Regions from separate parts of the Homo sapiens genome. Here region 2 is linked to region 1. Evidence: read pairs that join two places in POLR2A ChIA-PET (ENCODE). Cell type or tissue: Caco-2. All regions are shown on one strand. Links, peaks and the distances in the headings refer to the core of each region. The heading gives the core; the rest is flanking DNA. Region 1 holds the start of MIR3646 (microRNA 3646). Region 2 overlaps SERINC3 (serine incorporator 3).

What was found. ChIA-PET counts read pairs that join two places held together with the same protein. Peaks named below come from ENCODE experiments on the same cell type or tissue, not always from the same donor. Only the 100,000 strongest peaks of a DNase experiment are listed, where the experiment ranks them.
Region 2: POLR2A ChIA-PET joins it to region 1 with 7 read pairs; 3 of 35 experiments call an interaction of 5 or more read pairs at or near these places.

What each region holds. Positions count from the first base shown.
Region 1 is chr20:44,406,362-44,417,555 of GRCh38, forward strand. HNF4A (hepatocyte nuclear factor 4 alpha) reads left to right here. Exons shown (of 10, transcript NM_175914.5): 3 at 1,020-1,114; 4 at 7,333-7,439; 5 at 8,146-8,301. It overlaps MIR3646 (microRNA 3646), which reads left to right and starts at 1,759; the gene lies at 1,759-1,842. In Caco-2, for the core only: no CTCF peak of the experiment used is centred there; DNase peaks (open chromatin) are centred at 1,250, 5,040 and 6,464.
Region 2 is chr20:44,506,132-44,521,014 of GRCh38, forward strand. SERINC3 (serine incorporator 3) reads right to left here. Exons shown (of 10, transcript NM_006811.4): 2 at 7,748-7,909; 3 at 6,670-6,863; 4 at 5,158-5,237; 5 at 3,760-3,897; 6 at 696-865. Among named protein-coding and RNA genes, the nearest start is that of SERINC3, 8.5 kb to the right of the region's middle. In Caco-2, for the core only: no CTCF peak of the experiment used is centred there; a DNase peak (open chromatin) is centred at 11,530.

The DNA of each region.
Region 1 (11,194 bases), core at 632-8,631:
TTTGTAAAAGACTTTGTGAATCCAAGAAGAGCATCTATTCTAGGAACCACATTTACTGATCATCAAGCTACTGGCTGCCGTTTATTGAGCTCTTATCATATGCCAGGCACAATACTAAGTCTTTGTGTGTATTTACCCATCCCCTTGAGCCCATTGTTGTTTTTCCCATTCCATGGGGCCTCTCCTGAAGCCTCAGTAGATGAGCCCGTCTTCCAGTCTGGTGCTGTTTTTGGGACAAATAGGAGATTGACCCCAGGCCGTTCCACCTACCCCAGGGGCTTCCACCAACCCCAAAGTCTTCCCAAGGCCTTGGAGAGCCCTCTTTCGAAAGCATCTCCTGTTCTGGGTAATGACAATAATAAAATCATAGCAGCTGTCAATTGCGAGCACTTGTCATGTACAAAGACTGTGCCCCATCGGCGCATGACTTCATTTCACCTGTCAACACCCCTGTGAGATGGTTACTGTTGTTATTCCCATTTTATAGAGGAGGAAGCTGTGGCTTGGAGGGCTAGGCATTTGCCCAAGGTCAACCAGCTTGAATCACTGGCAGAGCCAGGGTTAACATTCAGGGCCCCACCCATCACCACGGTGTGGCACTGCCTCTACTTCCTATCCCCCTCCAGAGAGAGGCTTATGTGAACCGAGTATTAACTCTGAGCCATAACCAGGAGCCTGCTATGGGTTCTGAGCTTTTATAGGATGTGGTGGAAATAGCAGGGCTCTGGTACTCCAGAGGTCAAGGTTCCCAACTCAGCTCTAACACCAACCAGCAGAGCGACCCAGGACCACATGTTGCCTCTCTGAGCCTCAGTTTTCCCATGTTTAGCAGGACAGGACTGGGCTCTTAGAGAGTTCATAGCACCTTTCCAGCTCCTGGTGGGTTCAAGAGAGAACTCCCGGGATGAAGAGATGAGAGCACTGAGGTTGGGGGGTCAACTGGATAGCCAGGGCCCTAGTTCTGTCCTAAGAGGAGGAAGTTGTGTCTTCTCCATCCAACCATCCAAAGCCCTCCCCAGATTTAGCCGGCAGTGCGTGGTGGACAAAGACAAGAGGAACCAGTGCCGCTACTGCAGGCTCAAGAAATGCTTCCGGGCTGGCATGAAGAAGGAAGGTGAGCCTCGGCCCTCCCCGCCCCACCACCACTGCCCCACCTGCACCCACAGCTCCCCGACAGTCATTTACAACTGTAGCCACACTTTATGACTCAGTGGCAGGCCCCAGGGTGACTGGCTAATGGCTGAGAAGAGGGAGGGCCTGGAAATCTGACCATAGGGAGCGGCTGGGCTTGGTCTTGAGAAAGATTCAGAGAGATAAGCTCCCACTCTTGGCTCCTCAGGCTCCCAGCAACCACCACCCCTGCCTGCCTGTCTGCGCCACCACAAAGCAGCCACGTTGTGTGTGTGTGTGTGTGTGTGTGTGTGTGTGTGTTTAATATAATATTTCGAACGTTAGGACAAGCATAGAGAATGATATTGCAAACATCTGAGTACTCACTATCCCAACTTTACAAAAGGGACAGCCAGAGGAGCCCGATGCCTGAGCTTCCGGTCCCAGGGACAAATGCCCCAGTTCCCTTAGTATTCATTCGTGGGTATCACGTGATCTCCAAAGTCTTCACATTCTAGAAAATGGGAACAAGACCCCAGACCCATCCTGGACAAAGGAGGAGAAGACCAGAGCACAACATTTATTAAGGTCTTGCCAGGCTTCCTGCTACCAGCAGGTATCAGTCACTGGGCTGTGCTTTTTCCACACTTCAGTAGGTTGGGTTCATTTCATTTTCATGACAACCCTATATGGGAAAATGTTGTGAAAATGAAATGAGCCCAGCCCATTGAACCTATTACAATTCCTCCCTTTTTGTGGATGAAGGAACTGAGGCCCACAATGGTTAAGCAACTTGCCTAGGGCCCCACAACTGATCCTTGGAAGATCTGAAGTCCCAGAGCTTCTGCTATTTGGACCACACTTCAGCACTGTCTATTATTTTATGCTCTCCAGATACCAGGGACATTTAAAATTGTTTTCAGCCCAAGCAAGGGAAGCAAAAATCTTTTAACTGCTTTAAAGTAACTTGAGGCCAGGCGCAGTGAATCAGGCCTGTAATCCCAGCACTTTGGGAGGCCGAGGCAGGCAAATCATTTGAGGTCAAGAGTTCGAGACCATCCTGACCAACATGGTAAAACCCCGTCTCTACTAAAAATACAAAAAAATTAGCTGGGCGTGGTGGTGCATGCCTGTAGTCCTAGCTACTCGGAAGGCTGAGGCAGGAGAATTGCTTGAACCCAAGAGGAGGCGGTTGCAGTGAGCTGAGATCATGCCACTGCACTCCAGACTGGGCAAGACAGCGAGACTCTCTCAAAAAAAATAAAAAAGTAACGAGTTCATTTTCGAATCTCTTCATTTCCTGCTCCTCTAAACTCAACCTTTCCCAGCTCTGCGACTAGTCCCAGACCTTCCCTTCTAGCCCACAGTTGTGCCGTACCAGCCAAACCTTGGTCTAGTCCTGCTAGTTCGGTACAAACACCCCTCACCCCCATCACCCCAGCACACCCCAGAAGCAGGAACGTAGGACCCAGCTTGCTCCAGGGCCCACTGAGAAGGAGGGGAGGGGAGGCTTTGGTAGACTCTCTTTCCCCTGTATCTGCTCCTGGCCCCCTGTTTTCTCTGCCCCCTCCCTTGGAAATATCTTCTATGTCTCATCCTTATGGGACCTTAGTCTGGGCTCATGAGCTGTCTTGGAAAATCTGGGCTTGCTGATCCCGATGCAGGAGTGGGTGGTCCCCAAGGCCTGCTCTGAACGCTGCAATTCTAACATCTAGATATCAGTGGTTCTCCAAGGGCAAGAGGGGCTTTTTAAGCTGCAAATACTCCCTCCTCTCCCAAACCCAGTTTTCAATGGGGTTAAGCCTGTCTCATCCACTTCAACTTCCATTTTGTGGACTGGGAAAGATTATGAATGGGAACCTGATGCATGTGTGAACAGTTGGAGGCAAGAAAAAGATTGAGAACTACAGTCTAAGGTTCCAACATTTCTGTGGTTGTATTAGTCAGTGATTCCATTATCCCAAAAGCCTAAGATTTTAGGCACTATGATTCCTCATAGGTGTCATCCAGAGGGCACTGTGTTTGAGAGAACAGCTCTCTCACAGTGAAAGTTCAGGTCTGTGACAGGCAGATGGGAGAGGGGTTGGCAGCCCTCCTGAGTGGATGGCTACCCACCTCCACTGCGTGTGGCCTGGTCCTGCGTGTGGTCAGTTGTTATAAATGTCTTTTATTAGACATCCAGAGTCATTTTCACTTGTGTAATTTAGGGACATTTCTGTCTCTTCTGGGCTCTAGTTTTCCCATCTATAAAATGAGGACATTGGATAATGAACCCTTCAGCCCTATGAGTCTCGCTCCTCACTCCCTGACCTACCTGCACAAGTCACACTGCCCACTAGGATGGGTGTGTTTGTTCCCTGGTCCCTTCTTTTTTTTTTTTTTTTAGATGGAATTTCGCTCTTGTTGCCCAGGCTGGAGTGCAATGGCAGTATCTCGGCTCACTGCAACCTCCACCTCCTGGGTGTGAGTGATTCTCCTGCCTCAGCCTCCCAAGTAGCTGGGATTACAGGCATGTGCCACCACACCTGGCTAATTTTGTATTTTTAGTAGAGACAGGGTTTCACCATATTGGCCAGGCTGGTCTGGAACCCCTGACCTCAGGTGATCCGCCTCGGCCTCCCAAAGTGCTGGGATTATAGGCATGAGCCACTGCGCCCGGCCCCTGGCCCTTTCTTGAGCTGCTGCAAAGCCAGCAAACCCCTTACTAGGCTCCTGGAAGGGGGATGAGAGCCCCAGACCATTCAGCCTTAGCTCAGCCTTGAAAATAGCTGCTTGCTTCCTGGCCCAGGGAAACGGACATGCTGCCCGGAGGATAGGAGAGTTGGCTGATGGCGAGTGAGCGTGGGTTAGTCGATGCTAGTGTTTGTTTACATGCCTGGGTTACCTGGAAGATCATGACACATGCAGTCACTTGGTTGTTTTGAGAACGGGCCAGAGTGACAAAGTGTTCAGTTGCCACTGTGGTCAAGCCATAGGAAATGAGGGTATTCCTAGCTGTGCCTGTCTTCTAGGCCCCACCACCCCTCCTCAGCCTGCTGGGAAGCTCCCAAAGCCAAAAGAAAGTCTCGGTGGAAGTCTCACTGGCCAGGAGAGTTGGGACAAGTTTTTATTTCTTTTTCTTGATGACCTTAGGAGAATTTGAGGACTGAAACCCTAAAATAGTCCCTGAGAACCAGAAAGTGTGAGCTGGAAAGGTAGGATTTCAAGACCAGCTGAGTCTATAAGAGGTCATCAAATCTACCTGCTCCCCACTTTACAGAAGAGGACACTGAGGCTAGAGAGGTGATGTGACGGGTCAGGGGTGGAGTCAGGTCTAGAACTCAGGCTCCCCAGAGCTGAGCAGACACCAAGCTCCCTGGAGTGAAACTTGCAGTGATCAGCTTGGGAGGCACATTTCTTGATCTAGATGGCTGAAACTTTCTCTCGACCACAGAGAGGGGCTTCAGGTCTCATGGGCCTATAAGTCTCTGCCACAGGATAGTCCACCATGGCTGGAAGGGGCTCCCTGGAAGGCCAAAGAATCCAGGGAGAACCCTGGGGGTCAGTGGGCCAACAGCAGGTCAAGAATTCTTTCCTGCAACCGAAAGCCAGGGAGACAGACACCTGCCTTGGCCTAAGCTGTCAGGCCCAGGACAAATATTCGGCTCCTGGCATCAAAAACCCAGCCCAGAAAGCGGACCCAGAGTTGCAGGAGGTGAGCGTAGGTGATGGGCCAGGGGCCATCTGAAGAGGCCTTCCTCGGAAGCCCCTGCCCTGCTCCCCACAGCCCCCTACCCAGGAGTTCCCTGGGAAGACAGGCTCATCACCTCTCCGCCTCTGCCCAGGTCGGTTAATATTCAATAGAAGTTACATTAGGTCCCCGACCCTGCTAATACTGAGCAAACATTTGGAAAACATCATTCCGTGACTGAGCTCGCGCCGGGCACTGATAACGCCCGCCTAACCTTGAGGAGCCCTATCCGCAGCTGCTGACAGCAGCCCTTTCATTCCGCCCGCCGGCCACTCGGCGCCCTGATGGGTGGGTGCGGGTGCTGGCAGGAGGCTGCCGTGGGAGGGGTGTGGGCGGGTGGGGTGGACGGCCCGGTCAGGGAAGCCGTGCTCTGAGCTGGCCCCGTCCACATGGTGGTCTGAGAGGAGGTTGCTTGCCTCTGGACTTCTGTTCTATCCACTGACTCCCGGGCTCAAGTGCAAAGGATTTGACTTTTATTCTCTGATTTTAACAATGTGTCAACATCAAGAGAAAGTTGAATAGCTGGGGTGTCAATGTTCCCTGGAGAAATAGGGTTCTTATAAGAATTAGAGTTTATGACCAGGTGTGGTGCCTCGCACCTGTAATCCCAGCATTTTGTGAGGCTGAGTGGATCACTTAAAGCCAGGTTTTCGAGACCAGCCTGGGCAACCTAATGAGACCCCGTCTCTCAAAAAAAAAAAAAAATTTAGCCAGGCGTGGTGGCACACGCCTATAATCCCAGCTATTCGGGAGGCTGAGGCAGGAGGATCGCTTGAGCCCAGGAGGTTGAGGCTGCAGTGAGCTATGATTGCACCACTGCAGTCCAGCCTGGGCAACAAAATGAGACCCCATCTCGAAAAAAAAAAAGAAAAAGAATTAGAGCTTGTCTCTTCCAATGCCTTCGTTCTCTCACTGCACAAATATTCATTGAGTACCTACTGTGAACCAGGCCCTGTTCTGGTGGCTGGGACTACAGCAGTGAACTAGAGGGATGGAGTTTTGGCCTTCTGAAGCTTTCCTTCTCAGAGAGAGACAGATAGTAAAGGAAGTAACAAATAATTCTACAATAAGTGACTTGAAGAAAAATAAAGCATGGGGGGCAGGGCCAGGGTGGGAGTCATGTTGTGTTAGACAGGGTGGCTGGAGAGGGTGTCTGAAAGGCGACATTTGTGCAGAGGCAGGAGTGAAATGAAGATGCTGCTGCGCTGTGCAGGAAAGGGAACCCCAGGCAGTGACCACAGCAGCCTACAAGCGTGCGGATGCGTCCAGGTGGGGAGGCGGGTTTTCGCGGACAGAGTGTGTAGGGGGAAGCCGGTAAAAGGTGCGATCCGAGAGGAGAGGAAGGGCCCTGGGGACTTGTGAGGTTGGAAGGCACTGGTTTTGAGCAGCAGGCGACATGACTTGAACGGATCCCTCTGTCTCTGAGAGGAACACAGACTGCAGGCGCAAGGCAGAAGCAGAGCCCAGGAGGAGGCTGATCTAATCCAGGAGAGACAGCGGGCCTGGGAGCAGGGAGGGAGCAGCAGGTCTGTTTGTCAGGATCACGACAGCACTGGGGTGTGAGGGGAAGCCAAGGAAGGTGGCCAGGCTTGATGCCAGTCCCTGAGACGAGAAAGAGTGCAGGGAGCCGGCTGGCAGGGAAATGCCTACGGGTAGGGAAACTGAGCCCCAGAGAGAGGCTGCGATTGCCACCGGCACACAGAGTGGCAGGTTCCAGACAGGAAGCCGGGTCTGGTGCAGCTTCAACCTCCCTCCTTTCTGAATCAGCCAAGCCTCATTCCACAGTGAGGCCTCTTGGACTCCAAGGGCTATCCCATCCACTGTCGGGATGGTGGAAGGATCATCTTCTATCTCAGGCCAGGACTGACCCAGATGGGAGCAGGCAGTGGAGCCTGGGGCCCCGGTGGGCGTAGGCTCCAGATCCCTCAGTGCCTGGAACAGAGCAGCAGTGGGAGGGAGGGAGACAGCGCCTGGCCTTGCTGATGCTGAGGTTAGTCTGGAGTACATGCAGCTCCTGCTGATGGACAAAACCATCAAGGCAGTTGGAGCCCCCAGATCCTCTTGTTCAGGAATCCCCAGGCCATCTCCTTGTCACCCAGAGTAATTTGTTTTGCTTGCTTTACTCACTTTCATTTGGAAAGAAAGGGACCCTTTTGTAGACCAGAGCTTGAACATCTTTAAGCTAGTCAGATCCCCTCCTCAATGCTCAAGACCAATTTTAAACCCATAGCCGAGTCTTCACTGTCTTGCGCGCCCCTGCTGATGGGTGGATCACTCTTATAGCCTCTCCATTGTGTTGGGGGCAGTTGTGATATGTGGAAAGTTCTTCCACCAGCTGAGTTAGAGGCCATCTCCCCTCATTCCACATGCTGATGTGGGCCTGTTCTCTGGACACCCCCCACCTCCTGCTCCCACTCCTCATCAGTCACAGACACCCCCACCCCCTACTCCATCCCTGTTCTCCCTCCTCACCTCTCTGTGCCTCCTCACAGCCGTCCAGAATGAGCGGGACCGGATCAGCACTCGAAGGTCAAGCTATGAGGACAGCAGCCTGCCCTCCATCAATGCGCTCCTGCAGGCGGAGGTCCTGTCCCGACAGGTACCGGGGTGATCCTGCCACCCACCCAGGGATCCCCCACACTACAGAGGAGCTCACCTCCTCCACCTCCATTCTCCCCAGCCAGGCCCTGGAGCAGCTGACGGGAGGGGCCTCAGATATTACAGAAGGGACACTGAGTCCGGTTTCACATGGCCCAGTTTGCAGCAAGGGCAGGAATCGAACCTGGCGCCCTGGGGCACTTTCTAATTCATCCTACTGCCTGCATCCCACAGGCCAAGCAGAGTCTTCACCTTCACTGAGGGCCTGCGATCAGCTCAGCTCCGAGAGAACAGAGCAGTGGCTCAGTGGAGAGAGGTGGCAAAGTGGGGCCCAGCCCTTCCCTTGCTGAGTGACCTTGGGCAAGTCACAGCACCTCTCTGAGCCATGGTTGCCTCATTGTCAGAAAAGGATGATGATTTTTTGCCCTGCTTCTCCTCTAAGGCTGACAGACTCCTTGGGGCTCTAAAGCTGACAGAGGAGGGGGCAGGGGGCAGGTAACAGGTGAAGGCACAGAGGGAGCCCTTCTCCCTCATCCCTGCCTCCTCCCTCCCTCCGTTTTTACCCTGAGCTTCCTTCAGAGCTGGAGGGCACCCACTATCCAGCCCCCTCCCCACATCTGATTCCAGGGAGGGGGCTCTGTGCAGGGGACAGAGAGTGCGGGAGGGCCCGGACATCTCCAGCATTTTCTTCCCTGTATCTCTCGAAGATCACCTCCCCCGTCTCCGGGATCAACGGCGACATTCGGGCGAAGAAGATTGCCAGCATCGCAGATGTGTGTGAGTCCATGAAGGAGCAGCTGCTGGTTCTCGTTGAGTGGGCCAAGTACATCCCAGCTTTCTGCGAGCTCCCCCTGGACGACCAGGTGAGGATGGGCGTGGATGGTGGGCAGTAGTGGGCAGTGGGCGGGGCAGCCAGGGGGCTGCTGGCCCACCTGGGATATAGCCGTGGACTGGCTTGATTTTATTTTATTTAACAAAATATGTAGTGCACACACGTGTCTGAAACTTTAAATCACCTTACAAATATTAACTCAGTTAGCTCCTCCAACAACTCTATGAGGTAGGTACTAAGGTACTATTATTACTGCCATCTCATAGGTGAGGAGATTGGGGCACAGAGAGGTTAAGTAACCTGCTCAAGGTCACATAGCTACTATCCAGCATAGCTGGGATTAGAACCTGGCAGGAAGCTCCAAAGTCCAAGCTCCTGACCATTGTACCTGAGGCTCTCCCAGGGGGATGTTGACAGGGACCCTAGGACAGGGATCAGGAGATTTTGGCTTAAGCTATGGCTCTAAGACTGGTTGTCTGCCTAATCCTGGGCAAATGAGTTCCTCTCTCTGAGCCTCAGTGTTCTCTTATCTGTAAAGTGGAAATGATAATATCCACTTTAGAGTGTGGTTGGGAGGATTGAGGACATTGGTGTCTGAAAAGTACAAAAATCAGGTGATGGGGCAAGCTGCACAGTGGCCAGACCAGAGCTGGTCTCCCTAAACATTAGTTTCTTCCTTGTTTCCCACCAAAACGATTGAACTCAGCATCGTGTTTCCCACCAAAACAATTGAACTGAGCATCATATTTCCCACCGTACATTTTTTTGGAATACTGAAATGTCCCTAGGGGGAAGAAAGGGTTGAAGGAAGGTGGCGTGTGTCTGAGGACAGATGAATTTCGGAGATGCCACCTATGAAGCTCCTGCCCAGAGCACCCCTGGGCCTCCAAAGAGATGTTACCCATCTGGGGAAGAGGAGCTGGGCTGGGCCACCTTCTCAGCTTCGGAGACAGACTCTGGTGCATTCGCTTACCCGTTTCGCACCTTTGCATAAGACACTGACAATGCATGTGAGTCTGTGAAAGCTTCTGAGAAGTCTCGTCCAGGCAGTTGTTTGACTTTGCAGAGGCCGAGGCTTCTCAAACTCCTTCGGCAAGATTCTCCTGGAACACCTATTAATACTGCACATTGGGACACTGTGAAAACGCTGGTTTGGCTTGTCCCCAGCCTCATACAGGGGCTGGACCCGGGGCCCTCTTCCATGGTTCCTCCTTCCATTAGCAGAGTCGACAGGGCAAGGATCTTGGACAATCCGCCCCTACCCTCTCCCCTGTTCCTTGTGCTCTGGCCCCAGTCCCCTCTGCTGGAGTCTCTACATTAATGTTTAATCCCTCCTGTTCCTTCCCAGGGGCTTAGCAGGGCAACAAGATACCCCCAACCTGAGCAATTGTTAACCTCGATTTCCCACCCAAACCTCCCTGGCTGGGGCTCAGAGCATTCTCAGAGAGCAATGATGGGTGGCCAATAACACAGGACAATCATTAACACACCACCCCGACCTCCCGGCCCACCCCCCAGAACAGCTGCCATATCAGGGGGTTGAACCTGGGATCAGAAGGGTTCCCAGCTCCCCATTCCTGGTATATGAGGAGCCCAGCTTGCCCAATGCAGGTGGGGCATCCCTGGGAAAGTCGGGGGCATTGTCCTCCAAAGGGCTTCCCAATTTTGTTGACATTGCCCCAGAAACTAGATTCCCAGTTGGTGTGCTTCTTGGGCCTGGATACAATTGCAGAAAGAGATTGGGGCTTAGAGAGAGACAGAAATTTGCCTGAAGTCACAGAGCAAGTTAGCGACAGAACTGGGATTCAAATCCAGGTCTTCCGCTTCGCGATGTGAAGGCCACTGGAGTGACTGATGAAAGACTTGCACAGTGCCCAGTGCGCAGGAGGCGCTTGGCAATCAGCATCCTCGGCCTCCCTCCATACTGGTCATGGAAAGTGGATTTTCCCTCCCAGGCAGTTTCCTCTTTTTCTGTTTTCCTCACAGGTTTCTATCCATGGGGAATAGAAGGGGCAAGGACAAGTGGCTGCCCAGGAGCAGCTAGAGCTAGAGAGGAAGTCAAGATGTTTGCTCATTCATTCATTCATTTCCCCTTTCCTTCCTTCATTCAAATATTTATTGAAGGCTTATTTTGTGCCAAATATCTTCAGACAAATGCCTTCTTTCCTCTAACAACAATTTCACCTCCTTAGAGGCCTTCTCTGACCTCCCCATCTAACGTAGCCATTCTTGCCCCATTGCTCTCACCATCCTTTCCACTCCCCTCCCTCCCTCCTTCCCTTCCTCCCACCTTTTCTCCTTCCTTCTTTCCTTTATGCTGTGATCACCCTGTGTCCTCTGTACTTATTTGTTCTCTACTATCTGTTCATCCTCTCTCCTATAAATGTTAGTTCGATGAGATTAGAGACCTTGTCTCTCGTTTTTAAACATTGTGCCTCCATTGTCTTAAAAAGTGTCTGGCATTTAGTAGGCATTTAGGATTTGATAACTGAAAGAATGAACAATCAAATTAATGAACAAACAAAGGATTTTAACCTTCTAGTTTGGCTTGCTATGGAACCTCCAAACTCCCTAACCCAACCTTGAAGATGAGAAGATGAGATCCTTGAGGCTACCAGCCTGGTGCTGTTTTGTTTCAAGCCATCCTTTGGTCCTCAGGCAAGCACTAAAGCAGATGGCTCTCAGTGGGCTGGCTATGTCCTTCTGTGAGCTTGCTGGGCCCCTACCTATGACTCCAGTCTTAGAAGTCTTGCCTTGTACCCCCTGCAGAGAATGGTTTCATCAAGCTGATTCTCTGCCAGGGGCCAGTGCTCATACATTTGCTCTGAGAAGGACCAGCCCTGAGACCTAACATCCACATCCAAGTTCTTGTAATGCCCTCTCAGAATCCTGGAGTCCTGCAATGTCGATCCCTGGAGGGATCT
Region 2 (14,883 bases), core at 6,620-14,619, 110 kb after region 1:
CTCAACTAAAAATACAAAAATTAGCCGGGCATGGTGGCAGGCGCCTGGCCAAGGCTGGAGAATCACTGGAACCCAGGAGGTGGAGGTTGTAGTGAGCTGAGATTGCACCATCGCACTCCAGCCTAGGGGACAAGAGTGAGACTTTGTCTCAAAAAAAAAAAAAAAAAAAGACTCATTCCCGGCCAGGCGTGGTGGCTCACGCCTGTAATCCCAGCACCTTGGGAGGCCGAGGCGGGTGGATCACGAGGTCAAGAGTTCAGCCTGGCCAAGATGGTGAAACCCTATCTCTACCAAAAATACAAAAACTGGCCAGGCCCGGTGGTGGCTGCCTGTGATCCCAGCTACTCGGGAGGCTGAGGCAGAGAACTGCTTGAACCCAGGAGGCAGAGGTTGCAGTGAGCCGAGATTGTGCCACTGCACTCCAGCCTGGTTGACAGAGCGAGACTCCATCTCAAAAAAAAAAAAAAAAAAAAAAAAAAGCACTATAAATTTTCAAGTTACCTGGGTTTTTTTTTAATGATAGTGAAATTCATTTAATTATGATATAGGCATGAAATAGAATTATGAAGACTTTATAATATGGAAAAATGTTCAAGTGGATAAACTTAGACATAAATTCATAAGAAAGGGTACCTAGATTTTAAGCTTAGAATTAAAAACCTTTCACAGGAGAAAGAAGTAGTAAACAATCATACCTGAATTTTTGGGTGGATCGATATAATAGAAGCCACAACGCAAAGGATCAGGTTAATACTGATGAAGAACTTGTTTTCTGTGCAGCCATCTGGTTTGGTGTAATATGTATAGAGCAGCCCGACACAGATGATTGACAGGATATAAAAGGCGCTTGTGAAAGACAGTAAAGCTGGAGAAAGGGAAACCAATATGAATGACCACAACTATAATAAACTAATAATGAAGGCCAATTTTCTTCCACTCCATATAAAAATGAGGAGACATTATGTCACTTTTCTGGGGTAATTTACAGTAAAATTACAGAGGTCTCAAGGTTAAAGTATCAAGATTGTATTCAATTGGCTTGATGTTAAATTCCAAAATCCACCAAGCAACTGAATTCACTTCCTGAATTACCTGATTTGATTTCATGGGTTGATTACCAGACATTTGATCATTCCAGCTAGAGTTTACTGCTACCTATATGTTAATTAATGTGTATTGTGAGCTTTTCTTAGGAACCTAAATGATTCCTTTACCCTCAAAATGACCCAGTTCACAGCAAGCTCCATGCCAGGATGGTGTTAGAGGAAAACAGAATACACACACTGGTATCTTTTTATGACAGTTTTTTCCTCTGCAGCCATTGGCTATCTAAATCCATTTCCCATCACAAACAATAAGACTGTCCCTGAACTGGAAAAGTGGCTCATTTGCTATTTTTTAATATCTAAAGTAATGGTCTTTTCCATTCACACTAAAAATCAACAATTAGCTGTGTTGGCTGAACATGGTGGCTCATGCCTGTAATCCCAGCACTTTGGGAGGCCAAGGTGGCTGGATTGCTTGAGCCTGAGTTCCAGACCAGCCCAGGCAACATGGCCAAACCCTGTCTCTACAAAAAATACAAAAATCAGCCAGGCATGGTGGCATAAGGCTGTAGCCCCAGCTACTTGGGAAGCTGAGGCAGGGGGATTGCTTGAGCCCAAGACATAGAGGTTGCAGTGAGCCGAGATGGTGCCACTGCACTCCAGCCTGGACAACAGAACAAAACCCCATCTCAAACAACAAACAAAACAATTAGCTGTGTAGCTCTGAAAATTAGAAAACATGAAACAGCACATACAGTACACTCAGACCAACTGCAAGAATGATGAGCTCAGCTAACTTGTATTCAAGTCAAAGCCCAGATTAAGAAAACTAGTTTCTACTTATCTCAATGAATTTTGCATGTCTAAAATTAAATGATGTACATTAAGTTACTAGCACACTTAATGTTTTCACCTCTGAATATACAAGATTTTTCTACACTTAGTTACTGTAAAGTATGACCAATTTGCAACTCAATAAATTCTTCTAGAGTTGTATGATCCAAAATGAATTAAAGAAAATAACAGCCGGGTGTGGTGGCTCACGCCTGCAATCCTAACACTTTGGGAGGGCAAGGCAGGTGGATCGATTGAGTCCAGGAGTTCCGGCAACATGGCAAAACCCTGTCTCTACAAAAAACACAAAAATTAGCCGGTCGTGGTGGTGTAGGCGTGGTAGTGTGGGTGTGGTGGTGTGCACCTGTAGTCCCAGCTACTTGGGAGGCTGAGGTGGATAGCTTGAGCCAGGAAGGCAGAGGTTGCAGTGAGCCATGATTGTGCCACTGTACTCCAGCCTGGGTGAGAGAGTGAGACCCAATCTCAAAAAAAAAGAAAAAAAATAGATAAAAATAAAATTGTCATTACAAACAATTTAAATGACCAACACTAGGGTAAAGGTTAAATAAATTATGGTATACTCCGCTATGGAATGCCATGGAATTGTATGGAATGGAATACCATGCAGCTTACAGTAAACTCCATGCCAGGAGCTTGAATGCAGGTTAAATGAGTAAGACATACCTACACTCACTGGTAAGGAAGGATATTCATCATGTAGGAAGTGAAAAGAGCAAGTCATGGAACAACATACAGTACAATCCTGTTTACATTTAAATACAAAAGCAAGGTGAATGCATAAATACATAAAGGTTCACAAGAGTGGCTACATCTGGAAAGGAAAATGGGTTGCAGATAGGTGGAGATTTGCATGTTTTAGTCTTTATAAAGTTCTATCATTTGTCTTTATGGTAAACATAGTATTTTTAAAAACATGTAAATATTTTAAAAAACTAAATCAAATGAAAATAAAACTGCGCAATTCAATAGTATGTACTGAAAGCATTTTAAAATATTCATACACTTTGACTCTTCTATTTCTGGGAATCTGTCCTAAGGAAATAATCAGAAATGTGTGCAAATGTATATTATGAAGTAGTAAGTGCTCTAACATAGCCAAAATATATTCGCAAGCTACTGTTAAATCCCATTATCACTCTAGAAATTGTAAGTGCCCCTTTCCCACCAGAAAGTTTTTCATAGCAGGTATGGGGCCCCTCTCTGAATAAGGCCATAAGGACTACTCACTCCTATCTGCCTAAAGTAGGTGGGCAGCTGTCCCATATGTTGAACCCATCTGAGTTTCCTCTCCATGGAAACAAGGTTATCAAAACCAGAACTAAGTCACTAAATATAACTGTTTTTCCTTATCTAAACACATGTAATTAAATTATGACTCTCAAAATACATAAATTGGGAAAATCGAACAATTTATATTATCTGTGCTACTTTCTTCCAGTGATGCATATAATTCAGAGCCAAATTCTGGAAATTGTGGATTTTTTTCCTTTTATTTAATGTTATTATTATTTTTAGAGACAGGGTCTTGCTCTGTCACCCAGGCTGCAGTACAGTGGCATGATGATAGCTTACTGCAGCCTTGAACTCCTGGATTCCAGAGATTCTCCTGCCTTAGCGTGCTGAGTAGCTAGGACTATAGGTATATGCCACCATGCCTGGCAAATTTTTTTTTTCTAATGTAAAGATGGAGTCTCAATATGCTGCCTAGACTGGTCTTGAACTCCTGGATTCAAGCCATTCTCCCACCTTGGACTTCTGTCCCTGAGGACTATAGCTGCTGGGACTATAATGATGATTTTTATTGTACACCGTGCTTAATGTAGCAGTATGGCTAACATAGGTGAGTAGAGATACCTACCAGCATACCACAACCTTGGGTTTCCTTCTTCCATTCGATTTACCCATGATTCATTCCAAGAATGAGCAAAATCTACCAGCAGCACCAGCTGAATGAGGATGAAGAGGGCGGCCCCTATCATGCCAACAACAAACCAGACTACAAGAACCAAGAGAACAAAGTTATTCTCTACCATAGAGTAACATTTCAGAAGATCCAACATTCTGAACGGATTTCAATTAAAACAAGACAGAGGTGGTAAAGACATTCTGTCTCCAGCAGTACAGCAAGATTCCAAACTCAACGGCATTCTTAAAAGCTTTCTACTGGGTTTCAGACCTTTTAAAATATGTTTTAGCTTGTGCCAAGGGAAGCCTGGGACCTGAGTTCCAAATGATACTATAAGTCTTTTCTTTTAAATCACAGTAGAAATCTAAAGATGTCACCTGATGCCATGCTTAGGAAGTAGGTTAAGACAGAGATAGGGGAGCACAAGAGTTGTAAGTCCTTATTTTGACAGGCTCTCTGATTAGCTTTGTATTCCATCAAGTGAGAACACAAACTATTAAGATATTGCCAAAAGATTAACATATGGTTCCAGAAAATCTGAGAGGTGCAGTGAATGCCTCCTGACCTAAATCCACATATTAATAATGAGTTGCAGCCGGGCGTGGTGGCTCACACCTGTAATCCCAGCACTTCAGGAGGCTGAGGCAGGTGGATCATGAGGTCAAGAGTTCAAGACCAGCCTGGCCAAGATGGTGAAACCCCGTCTCTGCCTAAAATACAAAAATTAGCTGGGCGTGGTGGTGGGCGCCTGTAATCCCAGCTACTCGGGAGACTGACGCAGAGAACTGCTTGAACCCAGGAGGTGGAGGTTGCAGTGAGCTGAGATCGTGCCACGGCACTCCAGCCTGGGAGACAGAGTGAGACTGTCTAAAATATATATATATATATAGTGAGTTGCAGGTACTAAGTCATATTAATCGGATACCATCTCATTTACTTGTCAGTTCTACAAAAACAGTAATTAAAAGGTAGTTTTGTTTTGTTTTGTTTTTTGAGACAGAGTCTTGATCTGTCGCCCAGGCTGGAGTGCAGTGGCACGATCTTGGCACACTGCAACCTCTGCCTCCCAGGTTCAGGCAATTTTGCTGCCTCAGCCTTCTGAGTACCTGGAATCACAGGCGTGCACCACCACGCCTGGCTAATTTTTGTATTTTTAGTAGAGACAGGGCTTCACCATATTGGCCAGGTTGGTCTCAAACTCCTGACCTCAGGTGATCCGCCCGTCTTGGCCTCCCAAAGTGCTGAGCTTACAGGTGTGAGCCACTGCACCCGGCCTAAAATGTAGCTTTAACTCAATCATCTATAGAGTTTATATAGTTTAAAATTAACCCCCTCAATGGTGAACCCTACCTGAGCTGAAATAGCCCCCAGGGATGTAGAAAGAGCCAACCATGATTCCAATAAGGGCAGCAATTTTGAAGAACCAAAACCTATTAAAATATAAAAATGCATTTATGAAATGCTAAGTTTCACCCTTATACTGAGAAAAATTCATTTCTGAAATGCAAAAATAATAACTTAATAGCTTTTTTCCCAACATGATTGTCTGGACTATTTTCTTCATTTGACTATTCATTTAATAGGCTAATTCATTTAATATTTCACACAATTAAAGGACAACATTAGCCTAGAAGATAAATCACTCACATTTATTACCAGAGAAAACTGAAAATTTAGAGTCTCCCTACTTTTAGCACTTAAAGGTAGGCATTTTTCTAGCATTCTGGGAGTTCTAAAATAACAGTGTTAGGTACACACACAGCCATTAACTGTTAAGGTCTGGATGAAAAGTAATCACAAATATTTACAACACAGGGCACAGATACCTTGCCCACAATGACACAGCTCATCACTGGCACCTGATTTTCAGTTCATGATCTTTAATGACTGCCTTGTATGGCAGAGTGGAAAGAACCAGGCTTTGGAGCTGGACAGATCTAAGTTTCAATCTTAGCTCCAACCTCCAACTGGTTAACAGGTCTCAGACAATTTATTAACCTCTCTGCAGTTCAGTTACTACATCTGTAAAAAGGGGATTATAATACACATCAAGTTTATAAAACGCCATTCAGTCTTTGAGAATTAGAAATACGGCTGGGCACAGTGGCTCACGCCTGTAAGCCCAGCACTTCAGGAGGCAAAGGCGGGCGGACCACCTGAGGTCACGAGTTCTAGACCAGCCTGGCCAACACGGTGAAACCCCATCTCTACTAAAAATACAAAAATTAGCCAGGCATGGTGGCAGGTGCCTATAATGCCAGCTACTAGGGAGGCTGAGGCAGGAGAATCACTTGAACCCGGGAGGGGGAGGTTGCAGTGAGCCGAGATCACGCCATTACACTCCAGCCTGGGTGACAAGAGTGAAACTCCATCTCCAAAAACAAAACAAAAAAAAAAAAAAAAAAAGGAGAGAATTAGAAACATAGGTAAAAGGTGGTCAGGAGTCAGAAGCAATAGAATATGTAAATCAGTAGCACATATATATTCACTGACTTTTGTACACTGTTTAAATTTATCAGGTACATGTTTATCTTTAAACAACAGAAAGAAAAAAGTGTGTGTGTACGTAGTATCTAGCATAGTGCTTCAACTATTTAACAGGTGTTCAATAAAAATCTAAGAACATGAAGCAAAGGAATTTAATAGAAGAAAATAAAAAGACAAGACCCCCTATCCCCTCCATGTTACAGCAATCTAACTGAAAATGACATTAAAACAATTTCACATGCATAATAGATCAGAAATGCATCTGAGCCACTCATTTACATATTCCATTGATTTCATCAGAATGGCTATATTAACTGCTGAAGGGAAGGAAGAGCCACACCATAATGTAACCAGTTAATCATAAATCTAACATACCCATTGTGTACTGCCGCTCGGAGATCTTTACTTGTTTTTACTTTGAACATGAGCAGAGAAAAGACAAAGAAAAAGATGGCCATGGCAAAGCTGATCCGATACACAGCTTTATAACCAACCAGCACATCACAATCTTTATCTGCATTTATATCAGCCTCATGGATTTTAAATCCCCCTTCACAAAATCCAGGAATCTGGAAAAAAGCAATTTCAATGTTACGAGAATATCTACATTTAGACAGAGACTCTAACCCACTGCAGGAAAGCCTGGATTTAGAAAATTAACTACTTCAACAACTGCAAGACTGACTATGGAATTTTTCTCTTTGTCTTCCAATTCATTTACAATCTTGTTACCAAACAGTATAAATAACATGCATTTTAAAAATAAAAATGCTCTCTCGGCTGGGCACGGTGGCTCACATCTGTAATCCCAGTATTTTGGGGGACCGAGGTGGGTGGATCACGAGGTCAGGAGTTCGAGACCACCCTGGCCAGCATGGTGAAAACCCTATCTCTACTAAAAATACAAAAAATTACCCGGGCATGGTGGTGCATGCTTATAATCCCAGCTACTCGGGAGGCTGAGGCAGGAGAATTGCTTGAACCAGGGAGGCGGAGGTTGCAGTGAGCCAAGATCATGTCACTGCACTCCAGCCTGGGCAACAGAGTGAGTCTTAGTTTCAAAAAAATATGGTCTCTCTTCTTTGCCCTTTTAGGATGAAGAGGCTGTGTGCCACTTTCCTGTGAGATTTTCCAGCTACGACTGAGTCCTTCCAAAGGTGAAGAACTAGTCCAGTTTAGATGCTTCGACCTTTAACACATAAGGAAAGAAAATGTTTTGGAGCCACCCTTTTAATGTTTTCTCTCAGTTGTTCGACTGGAGCCCAGATGTTCATTCTGTATTTCTGGAAAAGGACTAATGTCCTCATATTTCTGTGTTTTGACCACACCCCCATATAAGTAAAAAATCTCCAAATTACAACCAACTTGATTAACAACGACGAAATAAAACTAGAATTTTGCAGAATATAAAAATAAAAATAACCAATACCTTAAGGGCACTGTTACTTCTTACCTTCTTCAAGTAAGTTTCCATCTCTTTTCTCTGCATGATATAGGATACGACAGTGCTCAGGAGGAGAATGAAAGCATAAATGAGGCGAGTCACCGTGGAATTCTTACTGTTAGGACAGCAACTACACAGCAAACATGAGGCACCGCTGCAGAGGCATGGAACCTGGAATGAGCACACCATGGTCACCTGAGACCGCCTTCAGTATACTCCTTTATGACACAGATGTCGCAGAAGAGAAAGCGAGGCAAATCAGGCTTTATAGTTTTAACTCAGAGAATCATGGCTGGGAGGAAGTGGTTAAAAGTACGGGCTCTGGAGTAAATATTATTTCTGCCGCTTTTTACCCCAGCAAGTTACGTACTCTAACCCCATTTGACCATTTGTAAAATGAGCTCAATAATGGAATTTTCCTCCCTCAGACTCTGCTGTATTAAATGAGCACTCAACACTACCTAAAATGCATTAACAGTTCAATAAATGTTAATTATATTCTGAGAGCATCATTTGTTTTAAAATATGAGAAAAATATAAACCTAACTCCACTTGCTGCTTACTGCGAATCCAAGTTACCAAAGCTGATATTACAACATAAAGCAACATGCCGGGCGTGGTGGCTCACGCCTGTAATCCCAGCACTTTGGGAGGCCGAGGCGGGTGGATCACAAGGTCAGGAGATCGAGACCATCCTGGCTAACACGGTGAAACCCTGTCTCTACTAAAAATACAGAAAAAATTAGCCGGGTGTGGTGGCGGACGCCTGTAGTCCCAGCTACTCAGGAGGCTGAGGCAGGAGAATGGCATGAACCCAGGAGGCGGAGCTCACACTGAGCTGAGATTGCGCCACTGCACTCCAGCCTGGGCTACAGAGCGAGACTCCATCTCAAAAAAATAAAATAAAATAAAAAAATAAAGCAACACTACATGGAAACCCTCTGACAAATAATAACAGCAAGGGCCATTTAGCTCAATTCAAGAGGAACCAGGTTCCTCAGAAAGTTAAATACAGAATGACCATATGACCCAGAAAGTATATACCCGACCCCAATAGCTGTTTTGTTTGAAACTGCTATTAAAACAAAAGCTTGTACACGAATATTCACAGCACCACTATTTACAATCACCAAAATGTGGAAACAACCCACTGTCCATTAATTGATAAGTAAATATGGCCTAAGTAAAAATATGGTATATCTGGCTGGGTGCGGCAGCTCACACCTGTAATCCCAGCACTTTGGGAGGCTGAGGTGGGCAGGTCACCTGAGGTCAGGAGTTCAAGACCAGCCTGGCCAACATGATGAAATCCCATCTCTACTAAAAATACAAAAATTATCCGGGCGTGGTGGCTCATGCCTGTGGCCCCAACTACTCAGGAGGCTGAGGCAGGAGAATTGCTTGAACCCAGGAGGTGGAGGTTGCATTGAGCTGAAATCATGCCACTGCACTCCAGCCTGGGCAACAGAGTGAGACTTGGTCTATCTATACAATGGCTTATTCAGACATAATAGATAGATACATGATAGAACACAGGTGAACCCTGAAAACATCATGCAAAGTTATTTAAAAAGCCAGACATGAAAGGTCACATACTGTATTAGTGCATTTATATAATAAAATATCCAGAATAAGTGAATCTAGAGACAGAAGATTAGGGGTTGAAGGGAAGGGAAATGGGAGTGATGGTTTAATGGGTAAAGGATTTCCCTTTAGGGCGACGAACTAGACAGATGTGATGGCAGCAAAACATTGTGAATGTACTAAATGCCACTATACGCTTTTTTATTTTTTTTTTTTTGAGACAGTCTCACTCTGTTGCCCAGGCTGGAGTGCAGTGGCACAATCTCGGCTCACGGCAACCTCCACCTCCTGAGTTCAAGCAATTCTTGTGCTTTAGCCTCCCAAGTAGCTGGGACTACAGGTGTGCAATGCCACCCCCAGCTGATTTTTTTTTGTATTTTTTAGTAGAGACAGGGTTTTGTCATGTTGCCCAGGCTGGTCTTGAATTCCTGAGCTCAGGCAATCCACCCACACTGGCCACCGAAAGTGCTGGATTACAGGCGTGAGATACTGCACCCGGCCCACTAAACATTTTGAAATGGTTAATTTTATGTCAACTTTACCTCCTTTTTTTTAAAGAGTAACCTAGGGCCAGGCGTGGTGGCTCACGCCTGTAATCCCAGCACTTTGGGAGGCCAAGGCAGGTGGACCACAAGGTCAGGAGTTCAAGACCAGCCTGGCCAAGATGGTGAAACCCCATCTCTACTAAAAATACAAAAATTAGCCGGGTGCAGTGGCAGGCACCTGTAATCCCAGCTACTCAGGAGGCTGAGGCAGGAGAACTGCTTGAACCCGGGTGGCCAAGGTTGCAGTGAGCCAAGATTGTGCCACTGCACTCCAGCCTGGGCGACAGACTGAGACTCCGTCTCAAAAAAAAAGAGTAACCTAGATCTTTAGTCTGCTAAAATCTGTTAGTGACCACACTACATGAAAGAAGATATAATTTTATTTCTTTTTTTCTTTTCTTTCTTTTTTTTTGAGACAGGTTCTCACTCTGTCTCCCAGGCTGGAGTGCAGTAACGCCATCTCGGCTCACTGCAACCTCACCCTCCTGGGATCAAGCAATTCTACCTCAGCCTCCCAAGTAGCTGGGATTACAGGGATTACAGACACGTGCCACCATGCTCAGCTAATTTTTGTGTAAAGACAGGGTTTCACCATGTTGGCCAGGCTGGTCTCGAATTCCTGACCTCAAGTGATCTGCCCGCCTCCGCCTCCCAAAGGGCTGGGATTACATGCATGAGCCAATGCACCCGGCCTTTGTTTTGTTTTGTTTTAAAAAGACAAGGCGTCACTCTGTTGCCCAAGCTGGAGTACAGTTGTGTGATCACAGCTCACTGCAGCATCAAACTCCTGGGCTCAAGCGATCCTCTGGCCTCAGCCTCCTGAGTACAAGCAAGCACCACCATGCCCAGCTAAGAGAGGATATAATTTGAGTCATTATGCTTGATTAGGAAACTGCTTGAAATTGCTCTGAGGGGGTGACATTATCAAGTCATATTACAAGGACAAGCTAATTCAGAATTAGCAGAAGTAAACAATGGATAACTCTGGTCTTAAAATATGGTCCCAGGAATAATCTTCATTTTTTTATAGATGGTATCTTGTGTGCACTTTATGATAATTTTGTGTGGTTTGCAGCAGGGTGCTAACATTCTAAAAAAGTTCAGTTTTCTCATCTGTAAAAATGAGCATAATACCACCTACTCGAACAGGGTGATTGAGCAAAGAATGAGATGATGTCAGGAATATAAAGAACCTAGTATAATGCCTGACATATTTATCAGGCTCAATATATCGTGGTAGCCATTATTATTTGTAATTGCAATAGCAATGGGAAATTGACCAGCCAGTCTCAGTCTCCAATTCTTAACTACAGTATAGGCCAAACACTGCAGAGGCATGTCCTCCACAAATTCTTATGTTGAAGTCCTAATGCCCAATTCCTCAAAATGTATCCTTACTTGGTCACTGCAGATGTAGTAAGTTAAGATGAGGTTATATGGAGTAGAGTGAGCAGCTAATTCAATATAACTGTGTCCTTATAAAAAGGGGAAACTTGGACAAAGGCTTACAACACAGGGAGAATTCCACATGCCATGTGAAGGCAGAGATCTACAAGCCAAGGAACATCAAAGACTGCCAGCAAACCAAAAAAAAAAAAAGCCAGGGGAGAGGCATGATACAGATTCTCTCTCACCACCCTTAGAAGGAACCAACCCTGCTGACACCTTCATCCCAGACTTCCAGCCTCTAGAATTCAGAGATAAGAAATCACTGGGTTTAAGCCACTCGGTCTGTGGTACTTTGTTATAAAGCCCTGGCAAACTAATAAACTTACTTACCTATAGTTGTCTTAAGAATGTAAATATCTCGAAGGGGAGACTATCTTTACAACGTTATATCTTTTGTATCTTTACAGAGCAGGTACTCAGTAAATATCTGTGGGACAAATCTGTCCTACTATATGTTATGTCATTTTTCTATTTCAGTAAATGACAACTCCATTCTTCCTGTTGCTTGGGCCCAAAACCTGGAGTCATCCCGAATGCCTTCCCTTTTCCCAAAATCCTCATCCAATCTGTCAGTACATCAGCTCTACCCTTAAAATATATCCAGAATCTGACCATTTTCACAGTATCCTTAGCTATCACCTTTGTCCAAGCCACAACTATCATCTCTCATCTGGATTAAGCGCAAAAGTTCCCATCTCACAGCTGTAGCGACCCATTCAGAAGCTCTGAGTTGGCCGGCACAGTGGCTCACGCCTGTAATCCCAGCACTTTGGGAAGCCAAGGCAGGCAGATCACCTGAGGTCAGGAGTTCAAGACCCGCCAGGCCAACACAGTGAAATCCTGTCTCTACTAAAAATGCAAAATTAGCCTCAAAAAAAAAAAAAAAAAAAAAAGAAGCCCTGAATTGTTATAAAGATTATTTTAAGCTTTTAAGCTGAAGCATCTGAGCTTCAACAGATGCAGAGGAAAAAAAAAAGCCTTCTGGGAGCTTCTCTTATCTGACTAAAAGCAGCAACTTCTGGGAAACGAGGCTGCCATAAAGTCCCTCTCCAGGGCAGTTTTAAGATCATGAAGAAGCTGGAAAGACCCACCATACCTGCATAAACAAGTACTACCACAAACGTATTTCCTATTTATTCTCCTAAAAAAACTTGTCTTTCCTAAAGAAACCTATTTGTTCTTCTCATAGAAGCCTTTCTCCCAGCTTCCTTTTTCCTACTAAATTAGAAAGCCTTGGCTGGGTGCAGTGGCTCACACCTGTAATCCCAGCACTTTGGGAAGCTGAGGTGGGCAGATCACCTGAGGTCGGGAGTTCAAGACCGGCCTGACCAACATGGAGAAACCCCATCTCTACTAAAAATACAAAATTAGCCAGGCGTGGTGGCACATGCCTGTAATCCCAGCTACTTGGGAGGCTGAGGCAGGAGAATCGCTTGAACCTGGGAGGTGGAGATTGCAGTGAGCCAAGATCCCACCATTGCACTCCAGCCTGGGCAACAAGAGTGGAACTTGTTTTCTCAAAAACGAAAAAAAAAAAAAAAGCCTCAAGTTCTAACCGCCCCCTTTGAGTTACTATTACTGAGCACTCCTGTGTGTACATGTCTTGCATGCATAAACTCTAAATAATCTGTTTTGTCAGTTTAATTCACAAGCCCCCAGAAACAGAACCCAAAAGGCTGGAGGAAGATTCTTCCCAGCCTACACTGCTTTACCTTTACTTTTCTACCATCTATTCTCCACACAGCAACCAGAAACCACCTCGTTAAAACACAGGCCCAGATCACATCACTCCTTTTTTCAAACTCTGTAATAGATTCCCATATAACTTAAGAGTAAAAGCCGGGCAAGACGCGGTGGCTCACACCTGTAATCCAAGCACTCTGGGAGGCCGGCGGATCACGAGGTCAGGAGATTGAGACCATCCTGGCGTGAGCCACCATGCCTGGCCTTCAACTCACCAGGATTTTCTAATGTGATAGAAGATAAAAGAAAAATTGTACAGTAAACGATTATTTCATAAAACTTTGTCTCTATATGGGTGCATCAGATCACAGATCAACTATGTACAATCTTTCTTTAGGTCAAGGTCAGAATAATTAGAAAACCACTGCTCTCAAGAAAGCCCTTAAAAATGGAACACTCTTTTGATTTAGGACCAACAACCTTAAAATACATTCTGTTCCTAAGAAATAGTGGAATGAAGCCAGGCATGGTGTCACACACCTGTACTGGGAAGGCTGAGGTGGGAGGATCACTTGAATCCAGGAGTTCAAGGCTGCAGTGAGCTATGACTGAGCCACTGCACTCCAGCCTGGGTGACAGAGCAAAACTCTGTCCCCCTCCAAAAAAAAAAAAGAAAAATAGTAGAAAGAGCTGAAACAGAATCCTTGGTGTAATACTGTCAAATATATGTATGTTTGGTTCCCATTTCCTGGCATACAATTTCTAAAATCCTTGGAATAACCAGCGTCTTTTTGTATGCTAATGAGATGACTGGTGACTGGCAGCCCCTAGGTGGCTTCATGATGGGTGAGGGTCATAGTAGGAGGTTGGGACTTTTCAGTCTCACCCCTGACCCTCCAAGGAGGGGCTGAAGGTTAGGTCAGTAACCAAAAGCCAATGATTTAATGAATGCTGACTACATAATGAAGCCTGCATAAAAGCTCAGAAGGACAAAGTTCAGAAGAACTTTTGGCTGGGCATGGTGGCTCACACCCCAGGAGTTCGAGACCAGCCTGGCCAACATGGCGAAATCCCGTCTTTATTGAAAATACAAAAATTAGCTGGGCGTGGTGGCATACACTATAATCCCAGCTACTCCGGGAGGCTGAAACATGAGAATCCCTTGGAGGTTGAAGAGAGCCGAGATGGCGCCACTGCCCCAGACAGAGCATGGAAGCTCCAGACCCGTTCCCTCTACACCTTGTCTTACATATCACTTCATCTGTATCTTTAAAAATATATTAATAGTAGCCATAAAAAAAGAAGAAAATCATGTCCTTTGCAGCAACAAAGATGCAGCTGGAGGCCACTATCCCAAGTGAATTAATACAGAAACAGAAAACCAAATACAGCATATTCTCGCTTACAAGTGGGAGCTAAACACTGGGAACACAGACACGAAGATGGCAACAATAAACACTGGAGAGTCCAAGAGTGGGGAAGGACGGTGGGGGGATAGGGGTTGAAAAACTACCTGTTGGATACTGTGTTCACTGTTTGGGCAACGGAATCATTAGAAACCCAAACCTCACGATAAGGCAATATACCCATGTAACAAAACTGCATATGTACCCTCTGAATCTAAAATTAAAAATACATAAATACACAAAATAAAATACTTTTATAATAAACCAGTAAACATGTTTCCTTGAGTTTTGTGACCAAATTAATCAAAGCCAAGGAGGGAGGTCACGGGAACTTTGATTTATAGGTGGCCGGTCAGAAGCACAGGTAAAACAACCTGAGGCTTGCCATTGGCACAGAAAGTGGGCACAGTCTTGTGAGACTGAGCCCTCCACTTGTGTGATTTGATGCTATCTCCAAGTAGAGAGCTTCGGAATTGAC